Linked DNA regions of Mus musculus: region 1 is linked to region 2. A link is a loop called in an ENCODE intact Hi-C map of the cell type or tissue named here. Cell type or tissue: heart. All regions are shown on one strand.

Region 1 (8,000 bases), 94 kb after region 2:
TTTCCAACCTGAATCTTCAGAACTGCCTTTCGTTTCTATTCTTTCTCCTCAGAATCCCACTGTCTCCTCAGCCTATGCTGCCCTTTTATCCAGAGTGTCCTTCTGCCTTTGGCCCATTTGGGAAACTTCCAGTTCTGATTTTTGTTTGCCAGTTTGGTCTTTTTGAGATCTTTTTTTTCCCCTTCACCTAGTCCTGGGAACCAATCCCAGGGCTAGGCAAGTTCCTTACCATCCAGCTAAACTTCAAGCCCCACCTAGCAAATTTCTATTCAGTCATCCTTCAAGGTTCCCTCACCCCTGCTATCTTAGTCTTCCTTAAACAAGTGTTCCCACACCCATGTTCCCAGATGTCTTGCCATCAGGGCACTGACCACTGAGCTATAGACTCACCACTGCCTCACTGCTTCACAGTGAACCCGTCAAAAGCAGAGACTGTAGTATTCATTTCACACGGCCATGCTCTAACTCAGCACTTGCATCACAGTTGGATGCTCAATAAATCTGTGTTACACAGACAGATTAATAGAGCTTTTCCTGTTTGTGGTATTCAATTAGACTGTAGCTTTATTATCAGAGCAATGTGTGAGAACACAAGTTAATACATCAAAGAGCATAGTAGCTTTCAGTGTCACAACCGAAGTTTGATTTTCTACTGAAATAGTGTAAATAACACATTGCCTGTAAAAAGATATAGTTGATATTCTGTCAACATCATGGCTACCTTCGGTAAAAAAATCATTTGTAAAGATCGACTCCATATCATTTACACACCTGAGCATTCATCACCCCCTAATTCCCATCTGCCTCTTCTAAAAGAGTTCAAATAAGTTTCACCCATTAGCTTGTTTCATCCGCCCATTCATCCCCCTCACACCATCTTAGACAATTAGTTAATACAACAGGAGAAAAATACCCAAGTCCATTATACCAAATAGTTTAAACTCTCAACTTTTTTTTCTTGAGAGTGGAAACATTTTTATTGTCTATCAAAGCTGTACCCCAACTAACTTTTTAAATCAAAAGAGCTCGCAAAATATTTTGTGCCCTAATATTTTCCAAGAAACATTAAGCAGTAGGCAGCAGGATGTAAAGTAGATTCTACAGCAGGATATGTTACACTACTGCCATTTATCTTTATAAGCTTTCAGTCAAAATGAACTTACAAGGAAGCGAGCTACTTAAAAAGGCAGCAAATACCACGCAGTGTGTCCTTATCAGCAGGCAGAGCACTCCATACCTGTGCTTCTCAGAGAATTCCCATATGTAGTAGGAAGACTCACCTGGTGAGTTCTGGGGAGATGATACGGGGGAGCCACGCGGGGACTGACAGTAGCTGGGGTGGAGTAAGGCATGAGGAGGCACATATGACATTATCTCTTCCTCGAATAAGCTAGGAAAAGACATGGAACAGAGGATATACGTTAGCCAATGAGGCCAAGTAAGCTGCTTCCACAGTGAGGAGGAGGTAGGATTCTATGAGGGCTTTCTTGTTTTCTTCCATTGTGATTTAACAGGTAGTTTCCTTCCATAGTTTCATACTCAGAAACATCCGTGCACAGATAAAACATAGTTTTGTCATAAACATTGCTAAATGTTGTCTGTAAGTATTTATTATGCTTGAATTTTACCTACATCCTCAATCAAAAATATTATTGTAGTCTGATATCTGTGTGGATACATAAAGGTTTAGGTGGCTGTATATCAGGCCATTCTATGAATATACTAGTTTATTATCCCTATGTCTTTCCCCAACTTCCTGCTTTTTATTACCAATGGCACCAAGAATGTTCTCTACATGGTATCCCCTGTACCTGTGAGTTTCATAGTGTGAATACAGTACATATACAAAGTCAGATTTGTTCAGTCAAAGCACACACCCACCCAATCCACCCTGACCTCTTCATCAAGCCCTGCATCTTTTGCTATACAACTTTAAAACTTTTTATACATCCAAATTTACTAATTACTTCCTATTTCATATGTCTGAATTTACTAATCACTCGATAAACCTGATAAAAGTACATTTTAAATCAAATCAGTTATTGAGAGTATATAGGAAATGAATAATCAATAACAAATTCAAGTCATTTACATTTTTTATATTTTATAATAGCAATAGAAAAATATCTTTACATGGGTTTAATGTGATTTGAATCATATCCTAAAGCTACACAGACTCTCTCACACCTTAGTGTACAGATAACCAAGTACATTTTTACCAGAACTAATTCTCTTCTTTAAAATATAAAACACCAAGGAGACACAGATTCACTTAGTATGTGGCAAGCACACTCTTAAGCCTTTGACTGAAATAAACTTAAAGTAAAATACAGAAGAACTTAGAATGTGAATAGACAACCCCCCACTTCCAATAAGTAGTAAATATTATTTATTAAAGACAGATAGTATATTGCTTCATTGCATACTATTAATAAATACATTTAATAAATGAAATGACAGTCAAGACCTAAATGTACAACATGCCATAACTGTAGAATCACTATGTGTGAGTAAATTTTCCAACTTCTTCAAAGGCCCTTTAGTTTCAGTGAACATACTTATTTCCCCAAGCAGGTGAGGAAGCAATCTTGCTCTTTATTTGTGAGATCGTTTTACATATAAGAAACTCAGATAGACTGTGGTAGTTAGCTATAATTAACTAAGATATTTAAGACTTACCATCTAAAGACTGTTTAACTAAGGAGAGAAGAAGATTGAGACTTGTAGCCAAGGCCATGCCATTTTAAAAAGCTTTTCCCTTTTGGTTTCTGGGCAGTGAGACTACAGCAATCCTCATTCCAGACATATTTTCCTAATCCCGCCTCTCCCCCTGCTGACACCTGACAATGGCTGCCCAGGGATGTTTACCCACCACAAGACATTCTTTTTCTTAATACTCAGCTTTCATCCTTTGCTCCCTGTAATGGCTGATTTCAGACTCCTCCCCAGTCTCCCCTTCTGCCCTATACTGACTTCGGTGCATAAGGCAGACTTTCCATCCTTAGGGATTCTCCTCTAGAGACTTTTACCAACCCCCCACCCCCCACCCCCACACATTAAAAGTCTCTACTGTCAGAGGTTGTTTGTTCCCTGTTTCTACTTCTGCCCGCCTTTCAAAAACATATGACTTTTGTTTTTCTATACTTTATTTTTATAGAAACATCTTATTCTTGCACTAGCAGATCAATAGTGTTCCTGACTATCTGGCAGGCTATACTCTTTCTAGAACTAATTCAGTACAGGTCAGTTAAAAGGGTCAGTCACCTGCTAGATTGAGAAGTGACACACCCTCCTCAAAGGTCTTAAGAGTCAAAAGATGGGGAGTAATTGAATCCTTTGGAATCTTGCTTTCATAGCAACAAAAATGGAAAGGGCTTTTCAGCAAGATATAGGACAACAGAGAGAGAGAGAGAGAGAGAGAGAGAGAGAGAGAGAGAGAGAGAGAGTCAAGGTCAAGACCAACATAGAAAACACACAAGCCCAGCCTGGTCTACAAAGTGAGTTCCAGGACAGCCAGGACTATACAGAGAAACCCTGTCTCAGAAAACAAAAAACAAACAAAAAAAGAAAACACACAAGCCTGGCCACGATGGTGGGCTCCTTCAATCCCAGCACAGGGAGGCAGAGGCAGGCTAGACCTCTGAGTCTGGTCTACAGAGTGAGTTCCTGTACAGACAGGTCTATACAGAAAAGCCCTGTCTCAAGAAAAAGAAAATAGCAAGAAAGCAAACAAAACACTGCCCTGTGGCATTGTTTAGCCCTCAGGGATAAACAAAGCATTGCCTGAGGGGTGTTGATCCTATGGAGACCTCCAGGGCAGTTTCCCAGCCACTGGATCCTGCAAAAGCATTTTATTTCTAATTTGCCTATAGTTGAGGGTTGATGTCAAACATGAGAAAGGTCTTTTTTTTTTTTTTAAACAACAACAAAAACCTTAAACTGGGTGTGGTGGCGCACACCTTTAATCCCAGTACTTGGGAGGCAGAGGCAGGTGGATTTCTGAGTTCGAGGCCAGCCTGGTCTATAGAGTGAGTTCCAGGACAACCAAGACTACATAGAGAAACCCTGTCTCGAAAAACAAAACAAACAGACAAAAAAAAAAAAAAAACCCTTTACAGTTGTCCTTCCAAAGTACTCTGAAATTTAAAAACTGAATCATTCTAACCACCACGAAGGGCAATACAATGGGTCTGTTCCACGAAGCGCCTAAATCCGCAGAACCATTGACCAAACCTTAAACTCTTAAAAACCATAAAGTAAATAAGCTACTCCTGAAACCAGCAAAAGGAGAGAAAGCACATGTTGGAAAAAGAAAAGAAAAAAGTGGAAAGAAAACTGAAAGATGACTTTTTGGTTTCAGCCTGGGACAAGGGACTGGCGTGCATATTTTCTCTACCAAAGCAGACCTGGTCCCCAGGTTCTCCCAGAATCCCTCAGTGCCTGCCTGACATACCCAAACCTGAACTTTCCAGCCCAAGGGCTGGGCTGCCCTTCCCCCAGAGGCTCATTCCTATATAACCCAGACATTTTTGGATTCTCTCTTCTCCCTTCTCTCTCTGCAATATGCTCCTTTCTCTCTCCTTCCTCTATGGCAACTTCCATGACCTTGGTCCTTGGGGCCAGTGAACTCCCTATTAGAATGCAGCTTCCCAATAAACTCATCTTTATATAATCTAATCTGGTTTAAACTGGCTTATTATTTTTGGTACTTATTAAGTGGCGGGAAAATAACCTATCAATGACCTCTCCCCTGCCCCAGGGTAAGCTGCACGTACTTCTTCGGTTAACTTCCATTCTACTCAATGAGTGTGGTATTTGATTTGTTTGTCTGTATATCCTTTTCGTCTCTCAGCAGTGTAGAAGCATGAGTAAGCTAATTTTAGGGGTACCCGATGTAATCTGAAATAAATTACCCTGAAAGCTGCATCCTAAGTTTTCAATATGACGATTTCCTTATGATTCCGAGGAGAAAGGAGGCATTTTAAGGCTACCAACACTGTGGCATATTATTTTCAAAAACATCCCAAAGTATCTGACAGCAGGAGACTTCCACCTGAGGCCCCAGTGTCACATACCTCAGTAACATGACAAGGTCTGCATCGCTTGAGAGCCGCACCAATCCAGGGGTCCCTTCCGTTCGGATAAATTGGATCTTCTCCCTGTTGAGGCAAGGAAACGGTACAGATGCTCATGATAGGCTTTGTGGATGTAACTTATTGGAGAGCCATATTTTCTATCATGGTTGTAGCATTTTTTTGTACTTAATAAGTGGCACTGTGCTATGGGACTTTAGGAATACAAATCCCCAAAGGGCACACTCCTTGCTTTTGAGAAGAACACTGCTGGGATGAAGTGGTTGAATGCTTGCCTAGCATGCAAGAGGCCCTGAATCCATCCCCAGCACTACAAGAAAAAACAAACAGCCAGGCAGTGGTGGCCACACCTTTAATCCCAGCATTTGGGAGGCAGAGGCAGGCAGATTTCTGAGTTTGAGGCCAGCCTCATCTACAGAGTGAGTTCCAGGACAGCCGGGGCTATACAGAGAAACCCTGTCTCAAAAAATAAAAAATAAAAAAGTAAAAAGTTTAAAAAAAAAAAAAAGGTACAAAGCAAAACATACAAGGAAAGGACCCTGTGAGCAACAACAACTTCTAATGTTGGGAGAAAACAATTATTCTGCCACCTAAGTAGCATCATAGACCGCACTATTCCAGACAGTAAAACCAATCCCCTTTCTGGGTTAAGGCCACCTGGGAGTTTGCATCTAAGCAACAATTTGAAAGGGTGACTCCACTCTCTTTAGAAAGCAATCCCCCAGATTTATCCCCTGCCATTCAAAAGGTATGGGTACAATATCCAGCTGTTTTCCTGAGGATAAACCTGTAAGTTACATGTGGTACAAACAGTACCTGTGACTGTGCTTATAGCTTCAGTAAAAGAAAAATAAAATAAAATAAAAATAAAAAAGAGCATGGCTATTTTAAATAATGAAAACGTGAAACATTTTTAATTGCTAAGACTGGGAAAGTAGATATTGTGTATAATGTAGAAAAGTAAATAGCCCTCCCATACCAGATACAATGCTGTGGGTAGAGATACAGATCAATAGAATGCTTGCCTGTTACATGGAAGGCTTTGGGTTGGATCTGTAATATAGTACACACACACACACACACACACACACACACACACACACACACATTGCCATGACATGCTATTTCTGCCATTAACTTAACATAAATACATGTGACAACATCTTTGGATTCACAAATCATCTTCATTTTCATATCTTAAACTTTTCACATGAACATAATTTTAATAAAACATTTTCTTATTTTTTTTTTCTAATTTACCTCATGTTATTTCAGAGCATTCTACAGTAATGCCTTAAGATGACAGGAAAAAAATAAAAGTTTAAGCTATGGCACTGAAACCATTTCATTTGAATATGGAAGCCAAACATATACACAACTTTACTGTGAGTGCTAAGAACTCAGCATTCTGAGACCTGAAGCATAAAGCGAAATGTGTCTCTGGTTACTCATCTAGATTTAGTTCTTAGAGCACCTTAGCTCTACTTGGTATTTTTACCAGTTCCATTGTACCTTGGGTTCATAAGATCCAAGTCACCTTAATGAGATTCTTTACTGAGTTGGAAGCCACAAGGTTTATTAACAGCCTGGATGAAAAATCCCCAAACACATAGAAACGGACTTGCCTTTAGTCACAGTTTACAAGGCTAGAGTACAGGGTTCAGTCTCTTGTTTCCTCAAGCTAGATCCATTTTATGTTTATAAGTGTAGGAAGCACCTAACCTTTATGCTCTTGATGGTTTTGTGTGTCAATTTGACACAAGCCAGAGTCATCACAGAAAAAGGAGCCTCACGTGAGAAAATGCCTCCTTGAGATTGAGTTGTGGGGCATTTTCTCAATTAGTGATCAATGAGGGATGGCACAACCCTCACTGATCACTAATTTTAAGAAAGCAGGCTGAGCAAGCCATGGAAAGCAAGCCTTACAGTAAGCAGCACCCCTCCAGGGCCTCTGCATTGCCTCCTGTTTCCAGGTTCTAGCCCTGCTTGAGTTCCTGCCCTGACTTCCTCTAATGATGAATTATGACCTGGAAGTGAAAGCTAAATAAACCCTTTCCTCTCCAACTTGCCTTTTGGTCATAGCGTTTTGTCATAGCAATAAAACCCTAACTAAGAAAGGTTGGTACCAGCATAGGGGGTATCACTGTGACAGACCTGAACCTGGTTTTGGGGAGGATTATGGAAAGACTTTGGAACTTCCAGCCAGAAAAGCCATTGCCTGTTGAGATCTCAGTGGGAAGTTCTGTAGGATACTGGAAGATAAGAATGTTGAGAATAGTACAGAAGATGGAGGCTTGGCTTGTGACGTTTCAGAGGGGAAGTTTAGAGACTCTATCAGGGCTGTTGCTGTTTCAGTGTAAGATTCAGTGGTTCTGGTTAGCTGGGGCTGAACAATCAGCTATGATTAACAAGATACCAGAACTACTAAAGTGAAACTTTTTCATTACTGGAACAATTGATGCTGGTTAGCTGGAGCTAAGCAATTAGTGATGATTACGAAGATATCGGCATTACTGAGGTCAAATCTTCTGGGAAGTGTTTTTCTGAGAGCACAGAAAAGCTGAGTTCCAGAGACAGCCAAGATTGTACCTTGTGTTGGCAGCCAGATTTGGTACTGTGCAAGAGTCACCCAGGTGGTGCCAGGTTTGAAGGCATCATGGAGAGTGGCTGAAACCTGGCACTTTGAAAGGGCAGGAGAGGACACAGATGAAGACGCAGCCTCAGTGGCAGTTGAAGGCCCAGGACTGAAGGGAGTCATGAGGACAAGTTGAGGTTTGGCATCATGAAGAGAGCTTATGAGAGGCTCTTTGTGAAAGCACAGCCCAATTACAGCAGAAGACCCCAGTGTTTTGAAGATGCCAGTACCATGGGGATGACCACCAAGAACAGCAGTAGCAGTGGAGTGGA
Region 2 (8,000 bases):
AAAAATCATCATAAAATGCATGAAAAATGAAATGGCATTGGTAGTATCCTAGTATTTCCTGCTATGCTAATTTACTCTGAAGCTTCTAGAATATACTTTTATGTATCTTGTTCTGAGAAATGTATATACTACTCATTGTTCAGTAAACTACATGTCAGTTTAACCTTTTAAAAATCATCATTTCCGGGCTAGAGCGATGGCTCAGAGGTTAAGAGTACTGACTGCTCTTCCAGAGGTCCTGAGTTCAATTCCTAGCAACCACATAGTGGCTCACAACGGTCTGTAATGGGATCTGATGTCCTCTTTTGATGTGTCTGAAGATAGCTGCAATGTACTCATATACATTAAATAAATAAATAAATCTTTTTAAAAAATAATTTTCATTCACAAATTATTTTAGTCAAATCTATTTTCTTACATAAAACAATTGACTTAAAAAAAAACCCATATGAACAAATCTCTACTTCCTTACAATATGAATCCTAAAACGAAGCTCACAGGAGATGGGGTGGGAACTCAGAAAGCATGAGGCCCAGGTTCTGATCACAAAGCAGGTGTGGTGGCCTGCCTACAACCCTAATGCATAGGAGATAGCGACAGAGCATCTAAGGAGCAAGCAGGCCAACCAGACTGGCAGAAAGGGCACACTCCAGGTTTACTCAAGGACCCACCCAGTCTCAATGTATAAGATGAAGATCAATTGAGAAGACACCTAAAATCTATCTCTGAGTTCCACATGCTTGCACATGCTTGTGCATACCACACACACACCAAACGTGCATCACTCACACTCCATGTACATATATACACATACAAATAAAGTAAAATAGGACAAATACACTGTCACATTCAAAGGGCGATGCATTGTATACATTGACTGGTAAAAAGAATTCCTCTAGTTTGTAGCATTATTTTCTCTAAAACAGTACTTTCCTTTTTTAGTTTGTGCTGAAGTAGATTTACTTTACTAAAGCCTATCAAAACAGGTGGTGAACTCAGTATTAATTTACTATTCTCTTTCATATATTGTCCATCTTCAAAAACTAGTAAGTGTATTTGATGCTGAACTTGGTTAGCCAGCCATGGGGATCTTAACAGTCTGACACTCATAACACTTCATCCATTACTGAGTGCTTTAGTGTTTGCAATTGTTCACTAACCAGACGGATTTTTTTCTTTTGGCTACAGTTGCTGACATTGCTTTTTAAATCCTATGTACTATAAATGGCATAACAATGTAGTAGACATCTTTTACAAGCCCTCTTCTTGCATCATTTCTTTGGACATGTTTTACTAAACAGATTAGCAAAACATAAAACATGGCTTCTATTTTATTTGTTATTAGATTATTTCTAGACAAAACCCTCAAGTTATAAACTATTAATATGGAATTAAATTATTGCAACTATATTCCCAAATTGTTGGGTTGACTATGTTTGTTGCCTGCTGTAAATGAATTTTGGCCTAGATGTTTGAGGCTACATATTTAGCCTTGGAAAAAAAATGTACAAATATAAACTATGTCTCTCTAATATTTTATCAATAGTCAATGTTGTCATACTGTTGTCATCTGACATTCTGCATCGTATTCCACCAATTACAATAAACACCTTAAATGTATGAAGCACATACTTACTATTCTAACACCAAAATGATTTCCGTTGCATTTTCGTAGACCTCATGCAGATTAATCACGTGGGGACAAGACCTGGCCAGCTCCAGCACAGCTATCTCATGCAGAATTTCCGCCCGGCAATCCTGCCCTCTTCTCCTCTTTTTCAGGGATTTGGCAGCATACTCTTGTCCAGTTGATTTTGATATACATTGTCTAACCACAGCAAATTTTCCTCTAGAAAGAAAGAATAGGGAAACTTCATAACTCCAACTTAAGGTGAAGTCTTTCACGTATCTGTGCCATTAGGAAATTTTCTTTTTTGTACAAGCTGACACAAATACTATGTGCTCTTTTATTAAGTCTACAATGTTACTGTGTAAGTGTAGGCAATTATCATAGCAGAATAAACTATTGTTTTTACTATCAGTATAATACATTTCAGTGTACCTGATAATATCATGTGCCTAACAACACTATGCCTCTAACAGATACACAAGGGATATGGATCCTATGGAGGGTATTCAAATGTATTTTGGGATCATGTAAGAAATTAAGGATGATCAACAGTTTGGTATAAAAACACCCGGTAATGTCACATCTGTCATTTTAGGAAATTATATATGTTTTTATCTCTTTAATAGAAGTACTTAGCATCTTACCCAAACTTAAAAGCACAAAGATTATTTCTCCTGGTATATGCATATATTATTATTATAAGCATTTAGTTTTTCAAAGATATAAAGCTATTCTGAACCTAAGATTAGTCTAAGAACTAACAAACTATTGATTTGCACACTCCAAAAAGAGGCAACATGACCTTAGACAGGGAGGTTTACATTCAATCCCAGAGGGTTTTCAGATTGAAGCCTATCATAAACCTGCTAGGCTCTACTCTAAAAGATCCCAATTTAATAACTAAGAATAAACCACATTCTAGTTTCTGGTACTAACTTGGGTACAAGTAAATCTCCAGAAACTGGTATTTTAACTCCATTGCTGCAGCTACTCTCAAAAATATACTTCTAAACATAGATGGTCAGCTGATAGCAGGGTCAACCATTTAACCTAAGTGGTTTAACCCCCTGTGTGGGAGTTAGGAGAAGAAATTGCTTGCCTGCATTTTATTTGTTACTCACAAGAACCAGAACAACAGTTTCCTCCTCATTATTTTCCAAATACCTCAAAAATCAGTGTCAATCTAAAACATGTAGCTAATAATTAAAAATAAAGTATACAGTCTATAATATGAAGCCTACATACCTCAATGAAATAAACTGCCTATACAAACCTGATCCTTTACTGTTCAGTGCCAAGAATTTCTAGCTTTCTTGTCTCACAACTATGGAACAATTTCTCCCCTTAAAATGGATTTGTTTATTAAGTTTAACAATTACCAAGTCTTACTTAGATACAGAAGCAAAAACTTGTCTAAAACAGAAAAGGGAGTTGAGGTTTTAGAAAAACCCTCACCTTGTAAAATTTAGGAACCAAGCTAGGAAACCAAGGACATTACATATCTGAAAGACAGGGCATTTACAGTTGTGATGACGTCACTACTCTCCAGTTACCTGAAGGTATCTATGAACTAGAATTGCTTCAAAAACAAGTAGCAAGATTAACAAGTTTCATCTATTTTTACCTCACTATTTCGGCTTCCTAAGACTCTCTTAAACTACTCTTACATTCATGAGCTCAGGACAAAGTTGCGCAAATGTCATGGGTGATGGTTCTTTTGACAGTGTTCACTGCTAAGGGAACACTCTATGAGGACAGGGAACGTGTCTAATCTAATTAATCAAATCTATTAAAAAAATCTATACTTAGCTAACTAACACTTAATATCACCTGAAATGTTTCTGAGCAAATGCTAGAGTCTGAATATCTACTGTAACACCACACATTGTGCTGTTTTTAAATCCACATTTGCTCCTCCTCTTCTTCCTACTCCTCCTCCCCCTTCTTCCTCCTCCTCTTCTTCCTCCTCCTCTTCTTCCTCTTCTGTCTCCCCCTCCCCACTTCTCCTCCTCCTCTTCTTCATCATCTTCTTCTTTCTTTGGTTTTTTGGGACTGTAGCCCTGGCCATTCTGGACCAAGCTGGCCTCCCACTCAGAGATCCACAGTTGCCTCTGCCTCCAGAGTGCTGGGACTAAATAAAGGTGTGCACCACCACTGCCTGGCTCACATTTGCATTTTTAAACATTTGAGAAAGTTACATCAACATACTTATACAATTTCATATGCATATATTCATATAAATACTGTGAAGCAAGATAAATATTTTACCATTATTATCAGAGGCTTTAGGCGAAAAGAACAAGTACCTACTTTCTATCCTTAGATGCCAGTTGTAGTTTAAGACGTCTAACAGTAATCTTTAAACTATGTTCCTATACCAAACTGAAGAGAAGCCGTCAAGAGAATGTAAAACCTTAATAATAACATAAAGGGCAAGGCTGACTAGATTTCCCAGCAATGAAAAAGGTCTAGCTGTTACCCACGGCATTCTAAAACACACAATAAAACACCAAGGGATGGGGAGGGTAAGCCACAAAGGAAGCTGACGTTTTATTTCTGAATCTGCCTCCCCCTTCTAACCACAAGGCCGATGAAACTTTGCCTCAGCTGGGGGAGGGGTGGAAAAAACTTACCCAACATGGTAAAAAACAGGAACAATGCAGTTTAGTGAAAAATGAACTTAGACTTACGTTATATATTTCCCTTTGTGTTGCTTAAAGGACATTTAAAATTAATTTTTAAACACGGCTGGTATGGACAGATAACTTGTAGTTTTCTATATGCTAGAATTATGTTTCTAAATTACAAAATATGCAAACCTCCTAGAGGAAAGAAAAGAATGAACCCCAACTTCACTTCATCAAACAAGCTCACTAAGTCTGGTTAAGAGCTTGACAGATTTTTAAGATTTATGGAAGGCTTTAAAAATTAGAATTTTTAATTGCCAACGCTGAAAATTAAATATAACAATATTTATCACATGAGTCACTAGCCCAAAGCAATTTAAAGATGTGATTTAAGTCTCTTCCATGAAGCTATCTGATTCTGGGACACTAGGAATCTGACTTTTGTTTTAACCATAACCTATAACGAGCTTTTGCTTTAAAAGCAAACTTAGTCCAGCTCAGGCTGGTTCCTTATGCCATCCCTTCACCTGCAGACAGTGTAAAGTTAACAGTGACCCCACGCAAGTCCTCTACAAAGTTAAAGGGAAAAAGCTCTCTTTAGCCTCGATGCCTATTATTTTGAAGTTAACCTAATAAAGTTACTCATCCAAATAGTAACCTAGAAAAACAGGTAAGAATGCTCAAGTCTTTGTCTAAGTATCTGTTCAGAGCAATTTCCAGTTGTTTTACAATAAAAGGCAACTTGAACATATTTAGTCTATCTTCTCAACTAAGTAAAAGGAGATAATACTCAACTAAGAGGATCACTGATCACAAATTTTGATCCAGAGCAAAGGAAGCTCAAGTAACTAGCTTAGTCAGAATAATATGATGCTATATGACACAGACCGGGCATCCCTAGTAATAAAAATGGATAAGAAGAAAGGGGGACAAGGAGGAAAGAGAGAGGAACAAAATGTGGAAGGAGACACACGGGCATCTAATGGCTTCAGCAGTCTTCTCACAAAGTAAGACTGTGAACAATACTGTGTCTAATACTAGGCCCTTCGTTTTAACAGAAACAATCAAAAGCAGAAAGTGTCCCAGAAGAGGGAAATTGAACAAAGGAAGTCCGTCTGGATAGTGTGCCACACGATACATACTTAGGGAAACTAATGATGTCCAGCTTTGTTTAAATATTTGAAAGACGGTCAAGTATATACTGAATGTAGCTACCAAAAGGAAACCATGTCTATTTATGAAGGAGAGATTAGTAGAGCAAGAAGCAAAATATTCTATGTCTGTGAGATGGTCTCATCTCTATGTTATGAAAAAGGGGCTTTATGAAACATCTGAAAAAAGGAGAAAGGCCAGGACTTGCCTCTACCTAAAACATAAAAGACACAAGCAAAGAATTACCTTTCCTAGTCCAGGCAACTTGAGATTCCACACTGAGATCAGACTGGTTTTTTGTCTACCCATCAATAGAAAACACTTTGTAAACCACTGTAGCATAAGCCAAACATTTACCTCCATACAAACACACGTACACAAAAAACAATATGATCTAACTCTTCATAACCATGCTTACTTTAAACCTAAGAAGACACACAACAGATGAGTGACTTGGCACAGGTTTCCTAGTACATACTAAAAAGTTACTGTAGTACTCAATGTCAAGGGCACGCTTGGCCATAAGAAGTGCATACTTGATTAAGCCAAGAATTTAGACAGGCTTCTACTAATACAGAAGACCAATTCTTTGTAATATAAAACTGTGATATTAGATATGAGTTAAATATTCTTAATTTATGAGGGTATGTACATATGGAGTAAGGAAGTATCTCTTTCTATTTTAGACAGACACAGTAGCTAGGAATGGAAAAATCAAAATGTATTGAACCAAAACATATAACACTGTATTAGCCCTTTACAAATATTAAGTAATTTAACCCTAAAAAATCTACACAAATAAATACAATTATCCTTATCTCTTTTTCAGATGGCAGTGAGAGGTGTTGTAATTTAACTGAAGTCACACAGGTAATCAATGGCAGAGCCCAGATGAGGACTTGGCAGCCTGAGCTGTCCCTTCCCATTCACAGACACAGAAGCAAAAAGAAATGAGATCTGGAGCTAGGTGGGATATTTGATATGAACTCCTCCACAGATTTAATTTTCTGTTCAGCTAAGAAAATAGAGATGAAAGCTTTTCTTTCTAATCACTGATAACAGTTCTAAGTTTTATAACAAATAAAACACTGAATTTAGCCAGCACACATATCAAAGATATCAAAGTTTCCTTACCTCCCAAGTTCTTTTGGGGTAAGAGTATAGAAATTATTAAAATTCTCTGTTTTAATCGGCGTTTGAGGGGTTGTAGTTAGCAAGCCTGAGACACTTCGGCAATCGAATCTCCTCCGAGACATGTTGATGACTGCCAGACCTGCTTCTCTAGGCAGACTTTTACCTAGTTAAAAGAAGAGACAGGAAGAGAGAAGATGGAACTTAAATGTAACTGAAAAACAGAGACATTATCTCAGGCAGGATGTGCATTACTTACACAGCTCCAAATATAGTATTAAGATAGAACAACATAGATATGCTGATTTCAGGAGCTTATTCTATTCACAAGCGGAAAACGCCAGAAGCACACATAGACATAAATTGAATGGTAACTAAGCACAGCTACTGACTTCATTTAAAAAGAAACTGCTATAAAAATAGTGAGAAATGGTTATGATGCAGGTGGAAGGAGGTATCATTAGTATTGACTGTGAATTGCTATTCTTTAAATCCATGGCTTCCACTCACCTGTGGAATTTAATATAGTAATGTAATGAATATTTGTTTTAACTTAACATGTCCACAAACTTGGTAGCAAATTCACATTTTGTGCATTATATTTCTGTCCCACATAAATCAAGAAACAGAACTTGCTCATGGATTGGCTACTTTCCAAAACTAAATCTAGAACCACCCCCCTAGACCTTAACAGTTCTACCCTTGGCACAACCCAGTACTGAAAACTCTATTTTGCTGGGTCAATGACTGATCATAAATAAATTACCAACCCAGAGTCAAATCCATATCTGAAGTTCATAGTCTGAAACTTTTGGTACTTTTAGTATCAAATTACTATTTGATATTAACCAAATCTGTGTAATTATGGTAGACTCTCAGCCACGTCTATCTATGAAAGATCAGGAGTTATTCTGCTAGGACTCTCCCATAATACCCCTCTAGTGTCTGTTGCTGTTGCTACATCACCCTCCTCACCTCCTGCTGAGAACAACTGTTTTTTGTTTGTTTGTTTTTTAAAACTTTGCCACATTCAATTGCCAACTAGTATCTTCTACTTAGGAAACAGGCAGTGTTTTCTGTCCTATATTTTGTTTAGTTTTCAAATTTGTAAATTATTTCTATATAACCTTTGGTCCTGAGGCAAACACTTCTCTAGGTAGCTGGGGATACATCTCTTGGAGTCTGAGAATACCAATGCTGGGAGGTGGGGGAAAGAATTGAGCTGAAATGCCCCTGGGTGTGAATTCCATTTACATTCATTACAGCCAGGAGACCATATACAGAGTTTTAAGTTCCCTACTGTATCAGTCTGGTTTCTGTTACTATATTGAAATCCCCAAAGTAGGCTATTAATAAAGAAAATGTGCTTATTTTGGCTCACAGTTCTGGAAGGACAAGGACAAGGAGCCTCAAATGATGGTGGCCTTCTTGCTGGAGAATATCACAATTATCACATGACA

What was found. Hi-C counts contacts between places; a loop is a spot of excess contacts. Peaks named below come from ENCODE experiments on the same cell type or tissue, not always from the same donor. Only the 100,000 strongest peaks of a DNase experiment are listed, where the experiment ranks them.
Region 1: a loop joins it to region 2, with 1.9 times the contacts of the local background. A loop is called at or near these places in 2 of 42 quality-filtered maps.

The regions. Positions count from the first base shown.
Region 1 is chr1:53,863,761-53,871,760 of GRCm38, forward strand. It overlaps Hecw2 (HECT, C2 and WW domain containing E3 ubiquitin protein ligase 2), which reads right to left. Exons shown (of 29, transcript NM_001001883.3): 18 at 5,076-5,159; 19 at 1,281-1,390. Among named protein-coding and RNA genes, the nearest start is that of Mir7681, 18 kb to the left of the region's middle. In heart, no CTCF peak of the experiment used is centred here; no DNase peak of the experiment used is centred here.
Region 2 is chr1:53,769,974-53,777,973 of GRCm38, forward strand. It overlaps Stk17b (serine/threonine kinase 17b (apoptosis-inducing)), which reads right to left. Exons shown (of 8, transcript NM_133810.3): 2 at 6,544-6,706; 3 at 1,637-1,849. The coding sequence starts at 6,665. Among named protein-coding and RNA genes, the nearest start is that of Stk17b, 11 kb to the right of the region's middle. In heart, no CTCF peak of the experiment used is centred here; a DNase peak (open chromatin) is centred at 4,218.